Linked DNA regions of Mus musculus: region 2 is linked to region 1. The links are chromatin loops, found by intact Hi-C in ENCODE. Cell type or tissue: gastrocnemius. All regions are shown on one strand. Each heading gives the region's core, and the rest is flanking DNA. Links, peaks and the distances in the headings are about the cores only.

Region 1 (12,298 bases), core at 2,634-10,633:
ACTTGGGAGGCAGAGACAGGTGGATTTCTGAGTTCAAGGCCAGCCTGCTCTACAAAGTGAGTACCAGGACAGCCAGGGTTATACAGAGAAACCCAGTCTTGAAAAACCAAAAAAAAAAAAAAAAAAACATTTATTTATTTATTATATGTAAGTACACTGTAGCTGTCTTCAGATATTTCAGAAGAGGGCGTCAGATCTCATTACAGATGGTTGTGAGCCACCATGTGGTTCCTGGGATTTGAACTCAGGACCTTTGGAAGAGCAGTCAGTGCTCTTATCTTCTGAGCCATCTTGCCAGCCCTCTCTTTTTTTCTTATGTGTTTTATCTGCATGTATGTATGTGCACCGTGTGTGTGTGTGTGTGTGTGTGTGTGTGTGTGTGTGTGTGTGTGTGTGTGTGTGTACAATGCCCACAGAGCCCAGAGGAAGGCATTGGATACCTTAGAACTGGAGCTATAGACCGTTGTGAACCACCATGTGAGTGCTGGGAACGGAACTCTGACACTTCTGTAAAACCAGTGCTCACAAGTGCTCAGCTCTCTGGCCAGCCCACTCTTCTTTGTTAGAAACAGGATCTCACAGTGCATCCCAGCTGGCCCAGAACTCGCAGAGATCCACGTGCCTCAGCCTCCCAAGAGCTAGGATTAAAGGCATATGCTATAACCCTCAACAGCATTTTGTAACATTTATGCAAAAAAGCATTAACAACTATAAAATCACAATATTGACCAACTCTGGAAAACGCTCTAAGTCCTATGGCATCAAATATGCAGCTAAGTCGGGTGTGGTGGCGCATGTCTTTAATCCCAGCACTTGGGAGGCAGAGGCAGGCTAATTTCTGAGTTCGAGGCCAGCCTGGTCTACAGAGTGAGTTCCAGGACAGCCAGGGCTATACAGAGAAACCCTGTCTCAAAAAACCAAAACAAAATACAAAAAACAAAAAACAAAAAAACAAAAAACAAACAAACAAAAAACAAACAAACAAAAAAACCCAGCCAAAATTCCTTTACATCAAAAAATAAACAGGCACGTTTATTTCATTAATATGAAATCTTGCTTTCATCTTTGATAACTAGTCATAATGTAGCTATGACAAAGAGTTATTTTAAAATAAATGTCTTATAATTTTACTACCAGCAAATGTATGGGCTGTATACTATTTTATATATCTATAGACCCAGAGAAGTGTCAAACTTTCTCCAGCAAAGTGGGAAAAAAATTTTGAGAAGCCCCTGGTATTACAGTCTCAGGACATTCAAGCCCAATCTAAACCTTCTTTTACACTTTGCAGGTCGGAAGCTCTTCTGAAACCTGTTTAGCCAAACCGATGGGCGCTGGCAGTCCAGGAACCTCCACGAAGCTCCTCCAGTATTTTTTTTTCCTAAGTGTTGACAGTCTTTGGTCAGTGAAACCCTTGCCTTTCCAGGGACTCTGCTGTGCAGGGCCACTGGCCCACCCTTGGGTTTCTGACCTGTTGAGGAAGTAACAATGAGCCGGGGCTGATCTGACTGGCATGGAAACGGTAGGTGGGGGGAGGGGTGGCTGCCAAGTGAGAGAAAGCCTGCCCTGCCTGGCAGCCCCACCTAGCCTCAAATCCAGCTCTACAGCACCAGCCCCAACAGGCCATCTCTGCCCATGGTGCTAGAGGGTGTGACCTCTCCCTTCCCCCATCACCCTCCTCCTCCCTCTCCCTCTCCCTCTCCCTCTCCCTCTCCCTCTCCCTCTCCCTCTCTCTCTCTCTCTCTCTCTCTCTCACACACACACACACACACACACACACACACACACACACACACCTCTCAGCCTTTGACTCTCATTCTGGCTTCTCCCTGCCATTCTGAGTGGAGAGAGCCTCTCTGCTCACAGGTGTGGCCCAATGGCAGATAGGTGACAGAAAGGCCTTACAGAAGGACACCTCCTTCCTCTACAGACCTCCCACAGCACCTCTATCTGGGAAGGTGATGACGCTGCTGGATTCCTTTGTGAAGTTCCAGGCCTTTAGGCTGGGAAATAGCCTTCCATGTGGTTAACAGAGACTGGAAAAACTCCTTCCAAAACTCTGAAGGGCTGAGCTTGGTTATGACAGTGGGCACTTAGGAGCCACTGCTGTATGCCAAGCTCTGGACCTAGGAGTTCCAAGGCAGCTTTCATTCAGTAACAGTATAGCTTTAGGGGCCAAGAAGATTCCATTGCTCCAAAAATACTCAAACTTGGGACAGCTTCCTGGAAGAGGTGGCAGTGGAACTGAGCCTCGATAGGTGGGAATGGCACCATTACAGAAGAAAAACGGCCACCTATGGATGCAAAGACCGAAGGACTAAACTGCCCAAGCCTTGTAGGCCACACTCAGAGGCTCAAAGTGTATAGAGTCAAATCTAAGACCCTGGTGAGGTCAAGCAAGCTCTCCTGGTCTGGAGGGTGTTATTTCCAATCTATTAGGGGAAATAGATTCTCTGTGGCATGTGCTTCGGGACAACATTGCTGTGGTCCTACACAGCACACAATCAGAGCAGCCTAGCCTACCTCAGCCATCCGCTCCAACGGAAAGAGAACTGTTAAAGATGAGGCTGCCCAGTCACTCCCTGATCGATCGTGAGATTGCAAGAGGGTGCTCACTGTAGAGACCCTTTCTGAAAGATATCCCACCCCACCAACCATTCTGATCTCTTTAACAAAGAGGAGAAGAGGAGGCCCTGGGAGGCCAGAGCAGGGATGGGAAGGGTTCCCAGCCCTGTTATGTAGCAGCAGGAGCAGAATAAAGGACCCTACCTCTCCTCCCATGTGGACTCCTCCCAGGTCTTCCCAGGGCCTTCCATGTTTTTACTTAAAGGTACTTAGTGCCCTGGTCACATTTGCTTTTAATCAGTTAGGCCTAGGAAGGAACACACGATGTCCGCAGGAGGAGTATGAAGCCTGCATGCCCCCATACTCTCCCTGAGACACCCCACCTTCCAGTTCTAATGGTTCAGCGAAAGGGCTTGGGGAGCCATAGAACGCTCCGATGGTCACAGAAGTGGGCCTGGGGCGAGAGACCTTGCTGTGCTTGAGGTCAAACAAGAAAGAGCAGTGGTCAGAGGTTGAGAGGAAGGGGAAGGGGGCAGGCAGGCCTGTTCCTTTAGGGCCCCGCTGAATGGCAGTAGCTACAGGGATAATGACCACAGTCTTCCTGTTTCGTGGATGCCTGCTGCCTTTAGACTTCCTGCTGGGTACTAGCTAACCTCTTGGGCAACAAAACCCAAAGGTGGGCATGAAAAAGCAATGGCCTGAATGAGTTCAGCCTACAAGATGAAGTCAAGCCAGCCTAATTATCTGAGCTATGGATCTAGGAAGGCACAGAGCCCGTGACCTCCTAGGCTGAGCTAGAGCAGCTGAGGAGAGGGTTAGGACCCCCTCGGGGAATGGCTGAGCTCCCTGGATCCTGGTCTGTCACTGTGTTGATCCCTCCCATCCATCCTTGCTCTCCTGGGCAAAGGACAGAAAATGTTAAATGAGAAGGTGTCAGTCAGTTCCTTCCCCAAGGCCAAGCCACTAAAAGAATACATACACACAGCCAGAGGTTGAGCTGGCCCCTTCTGGAAGGTAGGAGCCAAGATCTGAAAGAATTAAGAGTGAGAGCCACATCTAATCTCTGTCTCCCTTGAGGCTCAATTTAGGGCCAGATCCTAGAGTCTTCTAGCCTTGCTGACCCATACTCTTAAGAGGTACAGAGATGAAACTATTTCAGAACTGCCATTGTTCCCAGACCAGGACGGGGGAAGAAGGTGGGGCCTTTAAAGTAGGAGGAGCCAGAGTGGAAGCTGCTGCAGTCACTGGCTCCCCCAGTCATTAGACACTTCATCTAAGGGGGAGGTGTCACTAGCTCCTCCAGTCATTAGACACTTCATCTATGTAGAAGGTGTAGGCCCAGCCCTGCTCAAAACTGGAAAGGCCTGGGCTACAGACTACGGGTTCTCACCCACCCCTCCTTGCTCACAGTATCTGAACCCCAGAGGGTCAGGGTCAAAGCCTCAAACCTCAGAAGAGGTTCTCTGGCCTCAGGCACCCACTCACCCTCTCCCAGGCTGCCTCTTAGTTCAAGCAGAAGGATGACTGGAGATCAGGGAGACGATAAAGGCTCATTTTTCATCTGCTCATACCTATCTGCCATTAGAAAAGCCACCTTCTCACTGAAGGACTCAGAAAAAAACCCTGCCTGGGCCCCCAAAGCTCTATTCTACTGCTGGGTTAATGAATACAGAACCTAGGCCTGGCCCTCAGGTCAGTCCTTACCCTGCCCTTGACTCACCTTCATGATCCCCTATAGGGTCCTGTTCAGGAGGCCACCTCCCCTGTTTCAGCCTGACACACCAGGGAAAGACAAAGCACAGGGCCCAGGTCCTCAGTCAAATTCCTGTGAGTCCCATGCCTGAAGCAAGTGCTGAGGCCACTCTAGGCCTATTCCAGGTCCGTATCAAGTACTCGGCACGCATTATCTCACTTTGAGTTCACATCAACTCCCGTTCTCTCCCTGAACAAAATTGGGGATCGCCCAAGATCACAAGGCTGGCCCGCCCACAAGGTAGAGATTACGGCCACAGCTATAGGACTCTGTAGCCTGGCTCCTGTAAAAAAGGACTTCACTAACTTCCAGGAGTCACTCAATTCTCCACCACGCAGGCGCCAGTGGCACTACCTCCAAAGAGTCTGGTTCCAGTGACAAAAATGCAAGGAATTCTGGAGTTCTGCGATGGGGGTGGGGTGAGGACACAGGTAGGAGTAGGGGTTCTTGGGCTGGCGCCACGTGCCCGAACCAGATTCTAGTAGTGAGATCAACTACTCCAAGCCACTCCCCCACCCCACCCACATCACTGTGCCATACCTCTAGGGAACCTTGAATATGATGTGATAAGTGGTTCTCCATCGTCTGTCCAGGGTGGGTCAGCTTATGAGCAAAGCTTGCCCCTTTCCACAAGAGGCCACCAACTCAACTCAAGGGGCCCAGTAGTCAAAAAACACCCTAAGAGGCTCATGGTCCCACCTCAGCGGGCAGGGGCCATGAGGAGGACAACCCTGCACTGAGCCTAAGGAAAACTTAGCCGCATCCCCATAGAAGGAGCTACCTGCAGGGGATAACTAAGAATTTAAGAGCATCCTTTGGGCCTAAACACAAAGCCCAAGCCAGAACCAGAGCGCACAGCCACACCCTCCTGCCTTCCGGGTACAACAGCTCTACTCACATTGACTCCTCCCCTCGCTCTTTGGGACACACCCTCAGTTTAGGTAGGTCAGCCTGTTTCCGTGTATGTGAGGCTAAGAGGACCACGAGTCTGACGCTAGAGGAAGAGTTTGAAAATAAAACAAGATGCCATGTGTAGATGTTTAATAGAGACCCCGGACACAGATACATCCACAGGTTTCTGCTGTTGGACCCTCCATGTCACCCTAGCCCTCAGAGAGATGGGTCACTAACCTTCAGGGCACACTTCTGGCCAGAGCGCCGATGGTAGCACTCCAGTACCTTGCCGTTCACACCCAGACCCAGCACTTGCTTGGACAACTGGTAGTCATCAGTCACCGCGTACTTCTTGGGTTCCCGTCGCACACCTGGGGCCGGAGCACCACCCAAGGCGGACCCGCCGAGCGCACCTGGCGGGGGCACAAGACTCCCCTTCTCCCCTGCTGTCTCGCCATCCATGGCCCCCACGGGGCGCTCGGAGGTAGCCCCAGCCTGGCGCGTCCAGAGGCACCTGAAGGAAAGGGAAAGAGTCACTCCCCACCGGGACTTTTTGGACACACCCCAGCTTTGGTTTCTCCAGAACTAGATTGACTGGGCTCCTGGCCCAAGACAAGCTGGAAACTGCCTGAGAGTACTTACGTACAGCAGGGGGAGGTGATCCCTCAGCCCAGGCACGTGTCAAATTAGGAAGGAGTCCGGCGCTGTATAGCAACAAGGTCTTGAGAACCAGCCATACAGAGACCCAAGAAAGGCGGACCAGGCGAAGGCGCACTTGGTGGCAAAGCACTACACGAAAATCATGGTGCAGGCGAGAGTGGGCAAGAGATAGTGATCCCTGGAGTCCGCTGAGGACCGGAGCCCTGGACCCAGAGTCTCGCCGCCCGCGTCCCACGTGACCCCCCACCCCCGCTTCTCGTCGCGTCATTCAGACTTGGGGCCCCGCTAGGTCAACCTTAAAGGGCCAGGCTAGTCCGGGTTGGGCAGGCCAGGGCAGAGCCCCTGGCAGACTCCGCCTCTGAGTCGAGACAAAATGGGGCGTGGCCTCGTCAAGTTCACTGTAACTTTCGCAGCGCCCTGGGACACCGCTAGGAGCTCCTTCAACTGTTGTACCAGCCTCCTCGGATTTTATCTGTGATCTAGAAAAGTTACAGCGCAAGACATTTTGTTTCTCTTGCGGGCTCTTGAGTGAAGTGTTCTTTTTGCTAGCTGCCAGGGGGCGTTTTAGACTCCCAAAATTTCCAGGTAGCTAAGTGTTTCAGAATTCAACTTTTTGAATGTTTAGTCAGCGTGCCCTGGGAATTGGCATGTTGTTGTCTAACCCGCCACTCATTTCCTGGTTTAGGGCATCTGTCTAACAACTGGCTAGCTTTCCTTTCTATGCACTTCCTGACTAACCTTTTGACTTTGCAATTCACTTGTCATTCCAAATAAATGTATTGGGCCACATTCATACTTCCCTGGACCACTTACAGCCCGTAGCCGTAAGTTGAACACACTTGGGACGCTCTTGAATCAGAAATCTCGATTTCCCATTTGGTCAGCTGCATCAACTTTTCACCTCGTGATTTGAGCTTTAGGTTCTAAGAATCTCAACTAATAAAAGTTCAAGTTCTGGCCATGGTGATGAACACCTGTAATTGCAGCGCGAGGAAGGCTTAGGCGGGAGGATTGTGAGGCTAACCTAGGTTACATCGTGAGGCTATGTTTTTAAAAAATAAAATTAGCTGGGCATAGTGGCCTATGCCTTTAATCCCAGCGCTCTGAAAGCAGAAAAAGACGGACCTCAGTGAGTTCGAACCAGCCTGGTCTGCAAAGAGAGTTCCAGGACAGCCAGAGAAACTCTGTCTCGAAAAACCAATCAATCTTTTGTTTTGTTTTTGTTGTTTTTTGGTTTTTTGAGACAGGGTTTCTCTGTGTAGCCCTGGCTGTCCTGGAACTCACTCTGTAGGCCAGGCTGGCCTTGAATTTAGAAATCCGCCTGCCTCTGCCTCCCAAGTGCTGGGATTAAAGGCGTGCGCCACCACGCCCGGCTCAATCAATCAGCCTTAACATTAAAATCCATTTCTTCCATCCAATTCCTCTATTCGCTTTAAATTTTTCCCTTCTGCACTTAGACCTTCACCTTTTAGCCTATCATAGATATTTTGAGCCAACTTTCCCACAAGTCTACAGAGCAGGCGGCGCCACAGGCAAGCCCTCTGAGCAGGTCTCTGCTGCCATCTACAGACTATATTCAGAACTGCAGCCACCCGGACCTCTGTCCCACCCAAAGGAGGCTGTGTCCGGCCTTCCACCACAACACACACAAAGATGCCTGGGCTGCACTCTGCAACTGTCAGTGGCCAACAGAAAATTGGTGCCCTTCTATTTGTACAACTGCATCCAGGTTCCTGATAACCACTCGGGAAGAGCACTGCAATTATTCATGGGTAGCTTGTCTCCTTAGAAATTGGTAACTGTCTTCTCCAGGCAACCTTCAAGCTAGCAACAATCAGTGAAGCAGAGATCACTAGATAAGAGCCTCAGATGGTCACTAGGAAGCACTTCCTGCAGACCAAGAAATGCTCTACCTGAACACCTCACTGAGACAGAGGAAGGAAGATATCACCATCCCTTTAGACACACACTGAAAACACAGAAGAAAAACAAGCCCAGAGAGGTGAGTCATGTGACCTGCTTGACATCAGCAACTAATAAAAGAGAACTGCCCCTCATCTCAATCCCAGAGTGCAACCTCATGGTTGGGCTTAAGGTTGGAGGTCAAGGAATGACCTCCTCCCATGGAGTTTCTTTCTTGGCTCTACTAATCCACATGTGCAAGCATACGCTCATACATGCACTCACACAGTGCACACAAGAGACACACGGATAGTCACATACACAGACAGATACATACAGGCACATGTATTCACACACACTTATGCCTAGCTGTATCTAGGGTCAGGTGGGATCATAGTCCCACCTATTAATCAGACCCAGGATCTAAGAGATTGAAGGAAGGCATACAATCTGGAAGTGTTGTTTCCAGGAGGCCGGGGCAGGCGCTGCAACCAGCTTAAAGCTAGTGAACCCAAGGCTCAGTAAGGTCTCATTCTCTCTGAGCATGACTCCACAAGGAACGGAAAGTTAGGTAACTGAGAGTAGAGGCTGGGGCTGGATTGTATGTGCCCCGATATATACATACATACATACATACATACATACATACATACATACATACATACATGGCTCAGCTGTTAAGAGCACATATTGTTTTTACCAGAGGATCCAAGTTCCATTCCCACTACCCACATCAGGTGGGTTACAACCACCTGTGATGTCAGCTCTAAGGGAGCCTACACCTCTGGCCACCCACACACAAACACATACACATAATTAAAGATAAAATAAAATAAAATTTAAAATGAGCTTATATTTTAATTACTCTAAAATTTTATAATTGTGTTTCTAACTTTGTTTAATTAATCGATTGATTTACCAGCTTTTAGGAACTTTATTTTCCTTCTGCCTCTTTCCCTCTTTGCTCCGGTGTTCTGCAGAGCAGCTCAGAACCACGCAGTGTTGGCTCCAACCCACTCAGTGGCCTGCCCTGTGGGAGCCAATGGCCAGTCCTCAGTGGCTGGCTGCACACTCCAGTCTTCTGTGGGGAACTGCTGGGTGGGCACAGAGGGTACCTGTGCACCCTAGGACCAGTCGGCCACCTCAGGCTGAACAGCAATAAACTCAGGAGCTGGGGCAGTCCATTCACTCTGGAATTCCTCCTTGATCACAGCTTTCTTGGCAGCTGCCTGGTCCTCTTTCTCAACCTCCTCTGGGTCTCTGTAGAAGTGGTGATCTGGTGTAAATTCCACAGGCGCTCCTGAGAGATAACAGCATAGATGTGAAGAACTTCCCAGGCCAGCATCCACCACATCAGACCCACCCACTGAATGAGCTCCCTTGTTGTTGCATGGGATAGCAACAACGTCCACGTGGTGCCGAGGAGAGTCTGTCACACAGAGCCACGGTGGTCAGGTTGACTTGAGAGGCCTCTCTGAGGGGCTGATGGTCAGCCCTGGGATCAGTCACCACTAGAAGCCTTGACACCTTGAAGCTTGCTTGGATCTGGTTAATAATGAAGGTCTCAGGCATGAAGCATCCAGCAGTGGGAGGGTGCCTGTGACAGCAGCAAACTTCCAGCTGGCTCACTGGCCGGTGTTCCTAGAGGAGATGACGCTGTCATCACGAGGTTCTTGATAGCAACCATAGCCTGAGCTGCAAGCACCAGCCTCTCCCAGGTCCTCCTCAGATTTATGATGCAGAGACTGTCACTTTTCCTTCTGTAGATGTGCTGCTCCATGTGAAAGTCAAGGTTGGTGCCATCTAAGTGGGTTCCCGTGGCAAGGAATTTGGGACTATCCTCTTCCTTTACCTGTAGGACATCAACGGCTCCAGACATTATGTGAGTTTTCCTTTAAGTTACAACAGGAATCAAGAACAATGCTGTATGGACCTGTCCCTGGGCAACACAGATTATTTAAGCCCAGGCTAACCTCAAACTCACTGAGTAGACAAGGATAGCCTTCAACGCCTGACCTTCCTGCCTCAACCTCTCCAGTGTTATAATTATAGGTGTGAGCCACCATACACTGCGTGTAGTTTAAAAAATATATATTCAAAGAGGTCAAATTTGCTTGTTGCAAGTGTTCAAACCATACTGAAGTATAAAAAGTAAGTAGTCCCATTTAAAAAAATGCCCTTCCAGGCTGGAGAGATGGCTCAGTGAGCAAATGCTCATGTCCTACATAAGCCCAGGAACCTATCTAGGTTCAACCCTTAGGATCTATGCAAAGAAGGAAAGAATAGACTCTATAAAGTCACCCTCTAACCTCTGCATTCACACTCACACTGTGCCATGCATGCCTGTGTGCACACTCATGCATACACACACATATCATCATCATCATCAAATTATAAATGTAAATGTCTGTGATTATACAAACACACATAGTTCCCATACCAATTATAAACAGAGGTTTTTCCAGCTGTTCATTTGACCCAGAAAAATCAGAACATGTAGTTTCCTCTCAATGCTTATGCTGTAGCAACCATCTGGAATCATGTCCCCTTCACACTGTTGTAGAGATTCAGAACATAGTATGCTGGGTTTGGGCAAGTTGGGTTCATGACAGCAGACTCTGGCACTTAGCCCTTCGTAATAGTAACAGTAACAGTAATAGTTGGGTGTTCAAAGGAACAGGGACTGAGGCCTTTGAAGTAGCTTATGGTGAGCAAATAGACGATGCAGTAAAGTGCTGATGGAGGGAACTCCCTCCTCCCCACCACATCTGCCTTTTGATGAAAGGCAACCTGCTCATGATGAAAGGATAGAAGCCATATACCGAGGCTATCTAGATTGCTGTGCATTCTTGTGATCCATCATTATTCTGGGAACGGGGCAGGAGTGTCCTGCAGCAACAGTAATTCATGAAGTGCCTGAGTGCACTGGGAAGAATTCTCTATTCTCTAGTTGGCTAGTGAGGTCTTAGGAAGGATCGCCACTGGGTGGCAGTGTGGGCCCAGCAGTCAGGGAGGGGTCCATTCAAGGGGCGTAGTCAGGAAATAGAGCCAGTAGTAAGGAAATGGCCAGAGGCATTCACAAAACTTGAATGAAACAAGTGGGCAGGTAGCTTGGGCAAAACAGGGCACATCATGGTTCCCAGCACGTCGTAGGTGGGATGTCTAACACTGTCAACTTCACAAAAGACTACTGGAGAACCAAACACTTCTCTCCCCAAGGCACACTGGAAGCCGTGTCTTAGTTTCCTCACGTACAAGGCAGCATTATCTGTGGTAGCTGTGAGGGCAAGGTGAAGCTAGGATTTGCTGAGTGTCTGGCACAAGGTAAGTGTTCAGTAGGCCCACTTGAAAGGGGTAGATCCAAGTTCAAAATCACAGCTCTGGGGTCCAGCGAAAGAGATCCACAGATCAAGGTGCTTGCCACTAACCTGACAACCTGACTTTGGGCCCTGGGACCCACAGAGTGGACTGGGAGAAGTGGTTCCCTCAATTCCCTCAGGTTATCCTCTGACTCTGTGTGAATACTGTGGCTACAAACACATGAAAACACACACGTGCGCGCACACACACACACACACCACACACACCACACACACACACACAATTTAAAAAAGAAAATCATGCCAGGCAGTGGTGGCACACATCTTTAATCCCAGCACTCAGGAGGCAGAGGCAGGCAGATCTCTGTGAGTTCAAGGCCAGCCTGGTCTACATAGTGAGTTCCAGGACAGCCAAGGCTACAAAGATAAATAAACCCTGTCTCGGAAAAAAAGGAAAGGAAAGGAAAGGAAAGGAAAGGAAAGGAAAGGAAAGGAAAGGAAAGGAAAGGAAAGGAAAGGAAAGGAAAGGAAAGGAAAGGAAAGGAAAGGAAAGGAAAGGAAAGGAAAGGAAAGGAAAGGAAAGGAAAGGAAAGGAAAGGGTAAGTAAATAAAAAGAAAACCACAGCTCTGTTGCATGACACCTGTGAAATCCCCCGTATCTTCATAGCAAAGCGGCAACAGACAGTTTCTACTGAAGAGTTAGTATGCATACATACAGGGATCCCATGTTCTCAGAGTACTCCTACTCCATCCTACCCATATTCCAAGAAACTGGCTTCTTGCTGTATTCTGGGAGCCCTGCTTGGGTTACACTTAACTTCCCCTCCAGGGCACCTACGGGGAACTGAGTCCCTTGGAGTAATCTCTTATCTTCCCTAAGAACTCCTTCCTTTTCACAGGGTTTTATCTTTAGCTCTCTATCTTGGGTGGGGCACCCAGAGCCTAGCCTGGGCTGGGGAAAGCCCAGTCACTATACTCAGATTCTAGACACTGCCAGAAGCCTGTCATCGCTGCCAAGAATCTTATAGCTACCCTTTCTGAGGAACGTGGGTGGTGTGACGTGTGTGGAAGGAGTGGGTGTACTGGTTCTCCAGATCTTATCTCCCCATATCCTGAACCGTGGATGTGGAGGGAGATCACATAGACCCTACAGCTCCTTGGTAAACCAGATATGGTGACTTAGCCTATAAGTTCACATTGTAAA
Region 2 (12,298 bases), core at 2,583-10,582, 320 kb before region 1:
TCTGTGGGAGGAAAATTAGTTTCAAGCCTCTCTGGATCCCTTCTATTATCTCATGTCAGAGCCTCCTATGCTACAAACTGACAAGTATTTTCTGGAGTTGGGTAATCACTCTGTATCTGTTTTTAATATAGTAAAAGATAACATCTGAAGTGCAAAATGAAAAGAGGCATTGAAAGAAAGTTTTTATGTTAAATTAGAACATTCGTGGATTCTATTTTTCCATATTATTGTTTTTAAGTTACCAAAAAATGGGTTTCCTTATGACATTTTAAAAGATACAGGTCCCTGACCTTGTCTACCACTGTATTACTCCATCTTGTCCCCCATCATTTCCTTCTGGTCTTTGTCCCACTTTCTCCACCAGCTCTCATATATACACATATGCATATACATGTACATATACATATGTGTGGGAAATATCACATTTATTATTTATTTGTGTGAAAGACACACATTATTTTTTCAAGTCCAACAGAACAAATCTATATATTTACAATTAACACAAGCCCTGTTGGCAACTAAGATTTCAAATGAACAGCAATAGACTTTACTTTTAGATACATACTGACATCGAGGAGTCTCTATATAGGAGTAAAGTCTTTAATACAAAAGACAGAGAATGGGCTCCATGGTGGCAGAATGTCCTGTGATCTCATCTTTCAGGAGGTATGGGGTATCACTATGACATGCAAGTGACGTGGTTCTGAATAAAAGCAGAGCACAGACCCACATCTGCAATGGTCTAATGCAGACACAAACCCTGGCAGTCTATGAGGAGCTGATGATCAGCAAAGGAAGACCTTCTGTTGGCTGGACTCTAGGTTCATTTCTCGGTATCACCTACCCCTCGTTGTGTCAGATTCAATGTCTGACAGCTCAAGGTAAGAAGGGTATACCCTGGCTAGAGGTATTTTCCAGAACTACATTCAAATAAAGAGACGTTATCTGCATCATCATAAGTATAGCTATTAAAGTAGAAAAGCCTGGTTTACATAGAATAAAACATAAGAAAGGGAGAGTACTGGCTTTCTAATCCAGCATGCTACAGGCTATTCTCTAATAGAGGGAAATGTTCACAAGGCTGCTATCAGTTACAGAAAAAATTTCAAGTGTTAGCCTGGTGTCAGGCTATGTGAAGGGTACTGCCAGATTTCCACTTCTGGAGATCATATACTCAGTATAAACTGGGCTGCTGAATCCAATAACCTGGGCAGTGATGACCACCTGAACACAACCCTCTGCTAGAAAGAAGTCTATGACAGTTATGGCTGCCTGCTTCCTTTCCTGGGTGGAAAGCCAGTGTTGTTACATACCTTTAGTTCATCTTTACTCTGAAAGTTGTCTAAGAGGTGTTGGAAATGGGTGTCACACATCTGACGGAGCAATGAGAGGAGGCAGGACACATATTCACCCTGGGGACCAATCCAAACAAAAACAAAAACAAAAACAAAAACACTTAGCACAGCCAGTCACAGGGGTTCTGTTCTTCAAATTACAGAGGGTAAGAAGAGAAGGGAGGGTTTGAGATGGCCCCAAATGTTCATGAAGAATGGTGACAATTGTGTTCCTAAAAATGAACTTTCTTCTTAGGAGTGTTTTGGAGTTTTAACAAAGTTTTTGTAGCACAGAATTATTGAAAAAAACCTTCACTTACAATATGGAGTACTGCAAAGTGAAATATCTTTTTCTTTACAGCAATATTTTGACTAAATAGTCTCTTATTGTCAGAATACAATACTGAAGTCTGTAGAGACTACTTGAAAAAAAAAGCCTCTTCTCTGGACAAAATCTGGACCATCTGCCAGGGAAGAGCAGCTGAACTGGAAAAATGGATGTAAGTGATCAAAAGAAAGGCAAAGGAGTTGAAACTGATCTTTGGGAGGGAATAGGCTATGAGCTTCAAAACATATTTAAGTATAGTCACAAAGTATATTTTCAAAAGCCAATAGAATATACTAAAAACAAAACAAAACAACAACAAAACACTGGCTTTAAGGACTGTAAAGGCCGTGTTATGGCAATTACTGGCATGGTTCTCAAAAGGCTGTTTCCTCAGGAAAAGTATTTTACCTATATGATTTTCAAGTGTTTCTAAATTTGAGGGAATTTGGCAATAGTCTTTTAATGTATTGAATCCTTTCAAGTGCCTTGAAACTACACAAAATCTTCACATGCATATGAACTTCAGTTTTATCTGAAAATGGGCATAAGAAGTCATAACTAATTTACTGTAAAGGTCAGATGAGTGTGTGTTTGTGTATGTAGCACTGAAGCACAATGTCCAATACATAGAAGGTACCCAACAAGTTACAGTTATAATAATCTACAGAAATGAATGACTTCATTAGTAATATCTGTCAAATGTTAAAGCAGGGTCAGACCCCCTAGCCAAGGGCTGTGTAATTAGTGTTGATTAGAAGGCATGTCAGAGTATATAATAATTTTACCTACATTAAAGAGTGACCTCAACAGCGGCTCTCAAACAAAAATCTCAGTACATTTTTCTTAAAGAATTTTACATGCTGTGGTTCTTTTGTTGCTCATCAAGGTCATTACTGTTGTAAGTTGAACATCTAGATCTCTCTTCAAGACAGTCCACTTTAAAAGAACTGATTCTAAATCCAGTTATCTTATCAGCTCAAAATTCTTTTACTTAAGCTTCATTCATCTCTACTTAAATTTCTGACATATTTATGACAAATTAAAGTTCTCCATCTGAAATCTTTGGTATTGAATTTGTTGACATTTTCTTTCAGATCTGTATTAGAACAGATGAACTGTCTGATTTTCAATACTGACAGTCTGTCTACTTACTATGGAATATCATACACCTGTGCAATAAATATGACAATGACTACAGTAAAAAAATTATTAAGTCTTATGTTTTTCAGAGGAGACACTTTTCCCAGGCCAAATGTTCCAGAATACATGTTCACCCTGACATGCTAGAGCTTGGCTTGGTCCCAGAAATGAATTTTTTCAAAGAGTTTTATAATCTCTTATCTTCCAACTGAAAGTGCTCACACAAACTTTTTCATGTTATCATGGGGGCTTTAAAATTCACTCTGGATACGCAGGTAGGGTCTCCGGTCAAGGGTCTGTCTCTCCGTCCCTTCTGAGATGCTTTCCCAGTTTGTTTCCGCCCCCAATTAGGGCCTAATATAAAAGTATTATTCAACAACACTACTGAAATTTTACCACATATTTTTCTTGATGTTAAAAATTTAGATACAAATACTATATACTAAACCAACTAATCCGTAGACTGAAAGAAAACTCTGAGACAATTATTCTGTTCTGTATCATGTAGGAAAGCTATTGGAGGTTTCCTACAGGAGACAGCCTTTAGCCTCAACTCACAGCTTTGTTGTAACACTGCACTGCTTCACTCAATATTTATAACAAGGGTCTTGGCTTAAAGGCAAAGACCAACAGAAACTATGGAAGAGAAATCACACAAGAAGCATTTCTTGAACCTTCCCTAAAATAGTGTCCCAGGAATATGAAGCTAGAACTTTCAGAGTGGAGAGAAGGGGAGTATGAGTCAAGAAAGAAGAGGGTAACGTGCTGACCATCATGCAGGGAGGAGGCTGAGATGAAAATGTGGGGTGGTGAGATGGGAGTAATGTAAGGAGCCCCAGGTTAGAAAAGAAAGCAAGAACACCTGAGTGTTAGTTACTAACAGTGATCTCGGCTGTGCACTGCGGGCACCGCTGCCCTCTTACCGCCTCCTGAGCATGTGATTTACTCATGATGGTGAGGAGAGTCTGTAGGAGAACATCCAGGAGGCTTTCCACCATCATCTCTACCTCCTCCATGACATCTGCCTCCTGGAGTGAGCATGAGAGAGACCACCATTAGCATCAGGCTAAGCAGATGTTCAGGAGCAGAACTCACTAAGTCACGTCAGGAGTGATCTAATGCTGATCTTGTAGACTCACCAACATGGACTGTGAAGGGAATCCAGGACAATGGCTTTGGTAGGAGGTGAGGCCTGCCTGCCTCACCTGCACAGGGATGGTGGCTTTGGCCTTGCCTTTACTAATATCAGCCACAAATTTCAATCTCAGGCAGACACATTAATTTTAATTTTGACACACAGGATAGAGATGAATGCCCTGAGTTAAAAGGTTTTCCTTGATTTCCCCAGTGTAGTGAAGAGAAATCATGCCTTTACTGACACTGAGAAATGATCAACTTTGAGAAATGGCAAAGTTCCACACCCTCTACCTTGCTTTCTTGATTTCTGCAAACCCCTTCTGTGGCCTTTTCTAGTTCCTCAGTCTGTTGTAATTCTCAGTCCATCTGAGAGACTCTATTCTCAATCAATATATCTCTGACAGCTTTACAAAAGTAGAACATGCCTTCTCACTATAGGCTACTTCTCAGTCACTAGAATTTTAGGACCGTTTGTATTACCCTTTTATAGACATCACATATTCATTTCAAATTTTGTAGGGTGGCTTTAATTATCATCAAAAGAGATTCCCACTATCCCTTCTCCAAAATATATTATAAAATTTTACTCTGTGTGTCTATGTGATTTCTGTGTGGTGCACGTGTATGCAGGTGCACACAGCTGGTGTGAACACACGTGGAGTCCAGAAGTCGACATTAGACATCTTCTATTGTTCTCTACATCATTGCCATCAATATCATCATTATTATTGAAGACCAAGTCTTCAGCTAACCCTGGACATTGAATTTTATCCAGAATGGCTGGCCATCAAGCCTCCTGGATCTTTCCTATTCCTCCATCCATTCTCTCCCAGTGTTGGGGTGCAGACACATGCACTGTTGTGCGAGGTTTCGATGTGGATGCTAGGGATGCAAATGCACATCATCCTATGCCTGCAGAGCAAGCACTTTAGACAATGCGTGCAACTACTGATGAGAATTCTCCTCCTCTATCCACCCATGTTACCATCACTAGACATTGGCTATGTGTCACTCACTGTTTGAGAACCTGACTATACTGAGATGGACTAGACAGACTTGTCTCTGCTCTCACAGAGGTTAAATTCCAACTTCCTTTTACCCATACACCAAATATAATTATATTCTGCCCCATGTCACCTGAGGACTTGGCTCTTGGGGCTAAATTAATCAAAGTGATTTTAATAATCTTTTCTTTGATACATGTTTGAGCAGTTGTAGTCAATTAATTATATTTAATCTGCTCCCCCAAATGCAACCAAACTACCTAAAGGTTTTTCACTGGTTTTCATTTTTCCTTTAATTTTTAAAACCCCTCTTCAATGTATTCCCTTCTTTTAGCAATAAGCTACCAGACATATGACCTTGGACTTCTGTAGACATCATGTCCTTGGTGTGGCTTCTAAGAAGTCTGGTGGGAAGGAGCGTTGCCAGATCTTGTCTGGAGCAAAGAGCAAACAATAGGGATGCTAGAACCATCTCAGTCACTGTCCCACAAGTTGGGTCTCTGTTAGAGGGTGCTTTAGTTCTGGACACTAGAGATCCTTTTTTGGTTTCTGTCTTTTGCCCAAATGAAGCTGCCTTTGTTTTAGGTGCCTCTTTTGCTCCACCTAAGTAATCAGGTTTGGTAAATATAACCTGAGTCATATCCTTCATTTTAAATGCACTTCATATTCTATTCTGGGAGCATTAACTTTAAAAAATATAATAAAATCCATACTTGTTTTTCATTCTCTTTATACCTTCCCTATAGTCTTCCAGTTTTCTATAATACACATTTCTTCTATTATCAGTATATAAAATAAACAATATGAAAGCAAATACTACTTTCATCCATGCCTCTGCTTTTCCTCTACCCCAATCTCTCTCCTTCTACCACATATTTCCTTAAAGAGAAAACAGATAAGAACATGGCTAAAAACTGCCATCTAAGGAACCACTCTATATTTCAAAGGTGCTGCACTCTTATGGGTAGCAGATAGCTACTGCATATCCCAACCTTGTCTCACAAGACGTAGGATGCCATGGATAGAAGCAAACTAATTGAAAGCTGAAAGTCTGAATAAACAAGATCCCCCCACTAGTCTGGGTCTGCCTCCTGGTATTTGTACTTAAAACCTATGAAAACTCCCAGGAATCCAGAGTTAGTCCCTTTTGATAGAAACAGAAGATGGAATGGGACTGGCCTGATACTGTGGGTAATGATTTATCTGTGTACATTTATAGCACTCTAACTATTAACACACCAAGGATGTACTGTACTGAGAAACTTGCTAGGCATACACGTTCATTTGGGCACTTGCCTTTCATCAATAAAGGCATCTGACTGAGAAGTACACAAAGTGATCATTGTTTGTCTGCTCCTGACTACAATAATATAAGATCAGGGCAGAGGTAAGTGGGGAGGGCTGTGGGGTCACTACCAGAGAGCTGGTCTTGACGATGGAGAAGATGCTGCCCAGAATCCCTGAGCAGATTAGCAACTCTTTCTGTTGCCTCAGGTGAAGATGAATGTGATGAAGAACCACAGGAAGTAGGATGCGGCGGGATTCTAGGAAAGAAAACAGAGATGAGGTCATTCCTAGCTACTGATAGAAGATAGCAGCATTGTGGGACTTGAAGGAGATGGGGTTAAGATCAGAGCCATAGTAGAGGTTACCTGCTCCAAAAGTCTAAAAGTCTTGTGTGGAGAAATTATAAGGCATCCCATGACACAGTTTCTCCATCTTTTTTTCTTCATTATTATTTTAGACCCCTACACTAATGGCATGTGTAATAATAAGATTTAAGTACAAGTCTGCTTCCAATGATATCTTTTTAATGATTAGACTTCAAATTAAAAGCACTTTGTAGAGAAAAAAAAATCTGTGTGTCACATTTACCATGAGCTACAATGGCTAGAATTGTAGGCTTACTGGCAATTACTACCTGCTTCTCTTCATGCCATGTCTTTGAAGCCTGTCACTTCTACCCTAGCATGCATTCACCATGTCAAACCATCTGGCATATCTCTTTTGGGTCATGGGCTTTTTAGACTGCTTTTGGTATGTTCCCAGTAATGAATGGAATAGGAGTATCATGTAAGCTTGTCATAGCCTTTGATAACTAGTGAGCTCTTATACCAACCCTACTGCATATATTAAAATACCTTTCTTTTCTTCATCATGTTACCAGAATAGCATTTCAAGAATAAGAAATCATGTTTGGAACCCTAATTCAGAAAGGCTGAATTATATTCAAGCTCCCTTACTAATTCATTTCCAGTTCTTAAGCAGACTTGACTCCTCTTCCGACAGGCTTGGTTTTCCTTGTATAAAATGGTTTGCTAGTGGCCTCTCTTACTAAGTGAAATACAAGTGTGAACATATTTCTGGCATCCTAAACTTTTGTGATAGTGACTGTGCACCCCTGCAGATACGGTCTTACCTGTCCATAATAATTCAGATTATCAATAATACAAGTAATGGAAAATATAACTTATTGTTTATATTTGACAAAATTTAACTATTTCATATGAACTTCAGAAATAATTTCTTTCATTTTTATCATGCATATGGGTGTTTTGTCTGCATACCACATATATGCAGTACCCACAGAGGTCAGAAGAGGGCACTGGGTTTGTTGGGACCGGAATTACAGATGGTTGTTGCTGGAAATTGAACCTAGATCATCTGGAAAAGCAGTTAGTATTCTTAACCAGTAAACCATCTCTCCAGACCTCAGAAATAAGAAAGTTAAACTAAAGATCAATTATATGACATAAGAGTTTTGACAAGTACGATGTTAAAAATAACAGTATGACAGCTGTTCTATATTTTAAAGGATGTTGAAATAAAGAGTTAATTACTGTATTTTATATCAAAACACAAATTATAGTAGAATTTATAAAAACCAATCGCTGCTTTCAGATAGAATAGCAGTTTGTTGAACATGCCAAAAACAATTGGTATGCTCAGAGAATAAAGAATTGTTTATATGACATCACTGGTAAAAAGCTTATTTTAGGGAAGATACTATAATGTGAACATTAAACCAGAACAAAATGCAAATGAAAACTTGGTGGTGGATTATCATAAAATTTAATTACACAGTCCAACATTACATGAGTTTTCTTAAGTGATTGTGTCAAGCAGCTGAACACATACAAAAATAACAAAAGTAAAAATATCAGTGAGAGCAGGGGGCTGTTTCATTTTCTGTATTTTGAAAGCAACTTTTTGAGACAGTGCATAAAGAGAGAGTTGCAAGCAGTGGATTTTGTGAGACTGTCCAAATCACTGGTAACACCCTTCAGTCTGAGGCGGGAGGAAGAAGTTTATCATCTTCAGGTACTGGAGAAGGGCTGATTTCCTCAATGGCAATGTCACTCATCACTGCCCGACACTGCTCCAGCTGAGGTAGTGGGAGCATCTCTTAGCACTCCAAGTGTACACAGCACTGAACTATCAGCTTGTTCTTGTGCTTTGAGGTCAAAATTTAAAAATATGTAAAATTGTAGTTATGAAAATTCAGATAACTATTTTTGCTGATGCTTCCAATTTGTTCTTGTGCTAGGTGATTTTCTAGAACACTGGTATCCTACTTAGAGAATCAGGCTCCTATTTGATGGTGCTGTAGGTTGAAACTGATCATAGCAATATAGCTTCAAGGATAAATCTGAAGTCTCTTTCTGAAAGGTATCCTGGACTCCTAATGTATCAGTTAGTCCTGACTGCCTAGGGACTATAAAAGATTTTCTGTCCACTTCCCTCTTAGAGAGGTAGGGAGGGAGTGAATATATCTGACTGGTGAGCCAAAGAAATAAGCAAACACAGAGTTTCCCAGATCCCCTTTCAGGGTCTTTTTAACTGTTGGTTTATCCTTGTCTTCTTTGACTGGACTTTTCTTTTGTCCTCTCTCTTTCCCTTTGTCCTCTCATTTGGCTAGTGTTGAGACAGGATTCCATAGCCAGTATATGGCTGTACCTATGCCTGGAGACCAAGGGCCACCAACTACATATTGTATGTTTATGTCCCTATTGAATTCACACATCAAACCCTAATCCCCAGTGTGACAGCATTTGAAGTGGATAACTTCCTATGGTAAAGTCATGAGCAACTTATCCTCATTAATGAAATTAGTACCCCACCTCCTCTTGAGACAGGGTCTCACTGAATAGGTTTGCCTGGCCTGGAACTTGTTATGTAGACTATGGTGGTCTTGACTGCACAGAGATTTGCCTGTCTCTGCCTCCTAAGTGCTGAAATTAGAAGTGTGTGCCACCTCACCTGACTGAGACTAATGGCCCTTTAAAAGATAATCTCAGAGAGTTTTCTTGCTCTTTCTGCTAGGTGATAAAACAGAGAAGAGAGATATCTATGAAACAGGAAGTAGATTCAACTAGATATCAAACCTACTTGTACCTTGATCCTGGACTTTCAAATCTTTAGAACTGTAAAAATTAAATATTTGTGCTTTTTTGTTTTGTTCGTTGAGACAGGGTTCCATGTAAGCCAGGGTAACTGCAAAGTTCCTATGGAGCCAAGGACAGCTTTTATTTTTCATATGCTGAGTTACAGGCATGTGTCCTACTTAGGTGTATATATGACAAAGTCTTACTATGTAGCTCAGGCTGGCTGGTAACTTACAGAGATTCACCTGCTATCATACCCATGCTATTCACTGTTTTAAAGCCACCTAGCTTATGGAATTTTACAGTCACAGCATGAACACCAACACAGCACCTTATGAGCTTGCCCTAAGGTGTGGCTCCTAAGAGTAACTTGTGAGAATGGCAAGCAGGCCTAAATCTTGGCTGAATTTCTCATATAGTTTACTAAAATCACTACACTTTCAGGATCTGATTTCTTTTTTTTCTTTTTTTTTAATTGGGTATTTATTTCATTTATATTTCCAATGCTATCCCAAAAGTCCCCCACATGTTCCCCCACCCACTCCCCCACGAACCCACTCCCACTTCTTGGCCCTGTCATTCCCCTGTACTGAGGCATATAAAGTTTGCACGACTAATGGGCCTCTCTTTCCACTGATGGCTGACTAGGCCATTTTTTGATTCATATGCAGCAAGAGACACGAGCTCCAGGGGGGTACTGGTTAGTTCATATTGTTGTTCCACCTATAGGCTTGAAGATCCCCTTAGCTCCTTGGGTACTTTCTCTAGCTCCTCCATTGGGGGCCCTGTGATCCATCCAATAGCTGGCTATGAGCATCCACTTCTGTGTTTGCTAGGCCACGGCATAGTCTCACAAGAGAACCATATCTGGGTCCTTTCAGCAAAATCTTGCTAGTGTATGCAATGGTGTCAGCGTTTGGAAGCATGATTTCTTAAATTATGGTTGTTAAACTGATACTTTGAGCTGTTTAAACTTTGGCTACCACCCAGGAAGGGAAAAAATAAAATGTGACTCTTTTTAACTTAATTTACCTGAAAATGAAAATAGGCGACTATCCACTGTCCTGGCGATGGACTGCAGCTTCACCACATCCATTGACTGCCCGATGTGCACAGTGCTAGGCATGCTTCCCAGTGTGCCTCTCACAAACTCTGCTACCTCTTGCACCGTAAACATCTGTAGCAGCTCGTCGAAGATGGTGGGGAAGGAGTTGAGTAGTGCAGCCTGTGGGAGCAAGCAAAGCAAGAGTCTGGCTTGTGCTTAGCTTGCAGGTTCAAAGGTGTGAAAGAGTGTGAAAGAGCTTCAGAAGGCGCTGAAGCAGCCCCGCCTTGAGAGGCGCCTTCCCCGGCCCTAGACTCTACTCAGCCCTATAGGACTCTGAAGAGCATGGGAAAAGGAAATTCAAAACTAAAACAAGGAATCTTCAGTAGGGTTCAGGCCACTGAAATGTTCATAACTTGCTCAGGAATTTACAGGCAAAAGAAGGAAGTACAAGGAGAAATTTACACAATGTAGCTTAAGAGAAATAGCTATTTTTCTTCATAAAATGGATTTAAAGTTTTTAGTTTATGACTAAGCTCTTGACTTTTCAATTTTGGTCCCCAACACAAGCTTGCAACCTCTAAGAAAGGGAAAAGTAAGCAAACGCTGAGTGCCTTCAAGCAGAACCAGCTAGACTCCATTAATAGCAGGAACCCAGTTTCAAGAATGGGATAAGTTTCCAGGGATAGTGACATCTTTATATAATCATGTAACCTGAAGAATATGTATATTATTTTCTCATATGTGATCTCTGGCAGTCTGTGATGTATACATTCAGAAGTATGAGAAACATATGGGTTCATTCCGTTACAAACTCTTGAGGACCACTGATAATGCAGACTAAGAATTCAGAGACTCAAATGGCTCAAACATGGAGGAGAGAAGGGAGGAAAGGGGCGAAGGGAGGGAAAGGGAGAGGGAGAGAGAAAAAACATATGTGCCCTTAGGCTTCTAGATCTGAGCTGTGGAAGGAAGATGTGGTCTCTTGAGGAAAATGTAATCATGTATTTTAATGAAGTGGGGAAACACGATGGCATTAGTAGTCTTATTTATTTATGTTACATTTATGTATTCATGCAGTGGGGAGCACATGCCCATGTGGAAGTCAGAGGACAACTTAGGGGAGCTGGTTCTCTCATTCTACCACGTGGGACCCGAAGATCAAACTCAGGCCATCAAGGCTGGCATCATGAGCCTTTGCCAGCTGAGCCATCTTGCTGCCCAAACTAATAATATTGATCCATAACTTTTGAGAGGCAGAACACTATAGGAGGAAAATAATAGATTTTTATATTAGACCCATATGAGTTCAAATTCCAGCTTTAAGCCAGGTGTGATGTTTCATGTCTGTAATTTTAGCTGTTCAGGAGGTTGAGGTAGGAGGGGGCAACTTTAAGACCAGCCTGGAAGACACAACAAAACTTAATGTAAATAAATATTCAGTTTTGTCATTTGCCTGCAATATGTTTGATGAGTTGCTCTAATCCTTGGTTTTTCACCTGTAAAATGGGGATAATGCTATTCTTGGCATATGGGAAAAATTAGGTGCATTGATTCGAGTGGCTAGAACACAACAGATCTTCAATAAATGCTATGTTATTGTCAATTTGTCAAAGTCTAGGATCACCTGGGAGATGGGTCTCTAGTCATGCCTGTGAGAGATTATCTTAATTCTGTGAACACACATGGGATTAATTAACTAATTAATTAAATTTGTGCACAGGACTGTTTCCTGAGGAGGTCATGGATCCTGGATTGCATAAATAAAGAGAAGTGAGCAACACCATACATTCACTGCTCACTGCTTCCTGACTGGGTATATCATGTGACCAGATGCTTCAATCTCCTGTCTCCTCGACTTCCACTGTGATGAACTGCACCTTTAACTACTGAGCAGAATAACCCCTTTCTCCTTTATGTTGCTACTG

What was found. Hi-C counts contacts between places; a loop is a spot of excess contacts. Peaks named below come from ENCODE experiments on the same cell type or tissue, not always from the same donor. Only the 100,000 strongest peaks of a DNase experiment are listed, where the experiment ranks them.
Region 2: it touches region 1 in a loop (4-fold over the local background); 12 of 42 quality-filtered maps call a loop at or near these places.

Annotation. Positions count from the first base shown.
Region 1 is chr9:107,283,671-107,295,968 of GRCm38, forward strand. Mapkapk3 (mitogen-activated protein kinase-activated protein kinase 3) reads right to left here and starts at 6,207. Exons shown (of 11, transcript NM_178907.3): 1 at 5,855-6,207; 2 at 5,450-5,726. The coding sequence starts at 5,674. It also overlaps the pseudogene Gm17040. In gastrocnemius, for the core only: CTCF peaks have their summits at 6,301 and 7,446 (motif pointing left); DNase peaks (open chromatin) are centred at 5,755, 6,189 and 7,438; H3K4me3 peaks cover 2,127 bases; H3K27ac peaks cover 2,654 bases.
Region 2 is chr9:106,963,394-106,975,691 of GRCm38, forward strand. Dock3 (dedicator of cyto-kinesis 3) reads right to left here. Exons shown (of 53, transcript NM_153413.2): 24 at 10,361-10,553; 25 at 6,360-6,487; 26 at 3,684-3,830; 27 at 1,314-1,412. Among named protein-coding and RNA genes, the nearest start is that of Manf, 78 kb to the left of the region's middle. In gastrocnemius, for the core only: a CTCF peak has its summit at 7,539 (motif pointing right); a DNase peak (open chromatin) is centred at 7,534.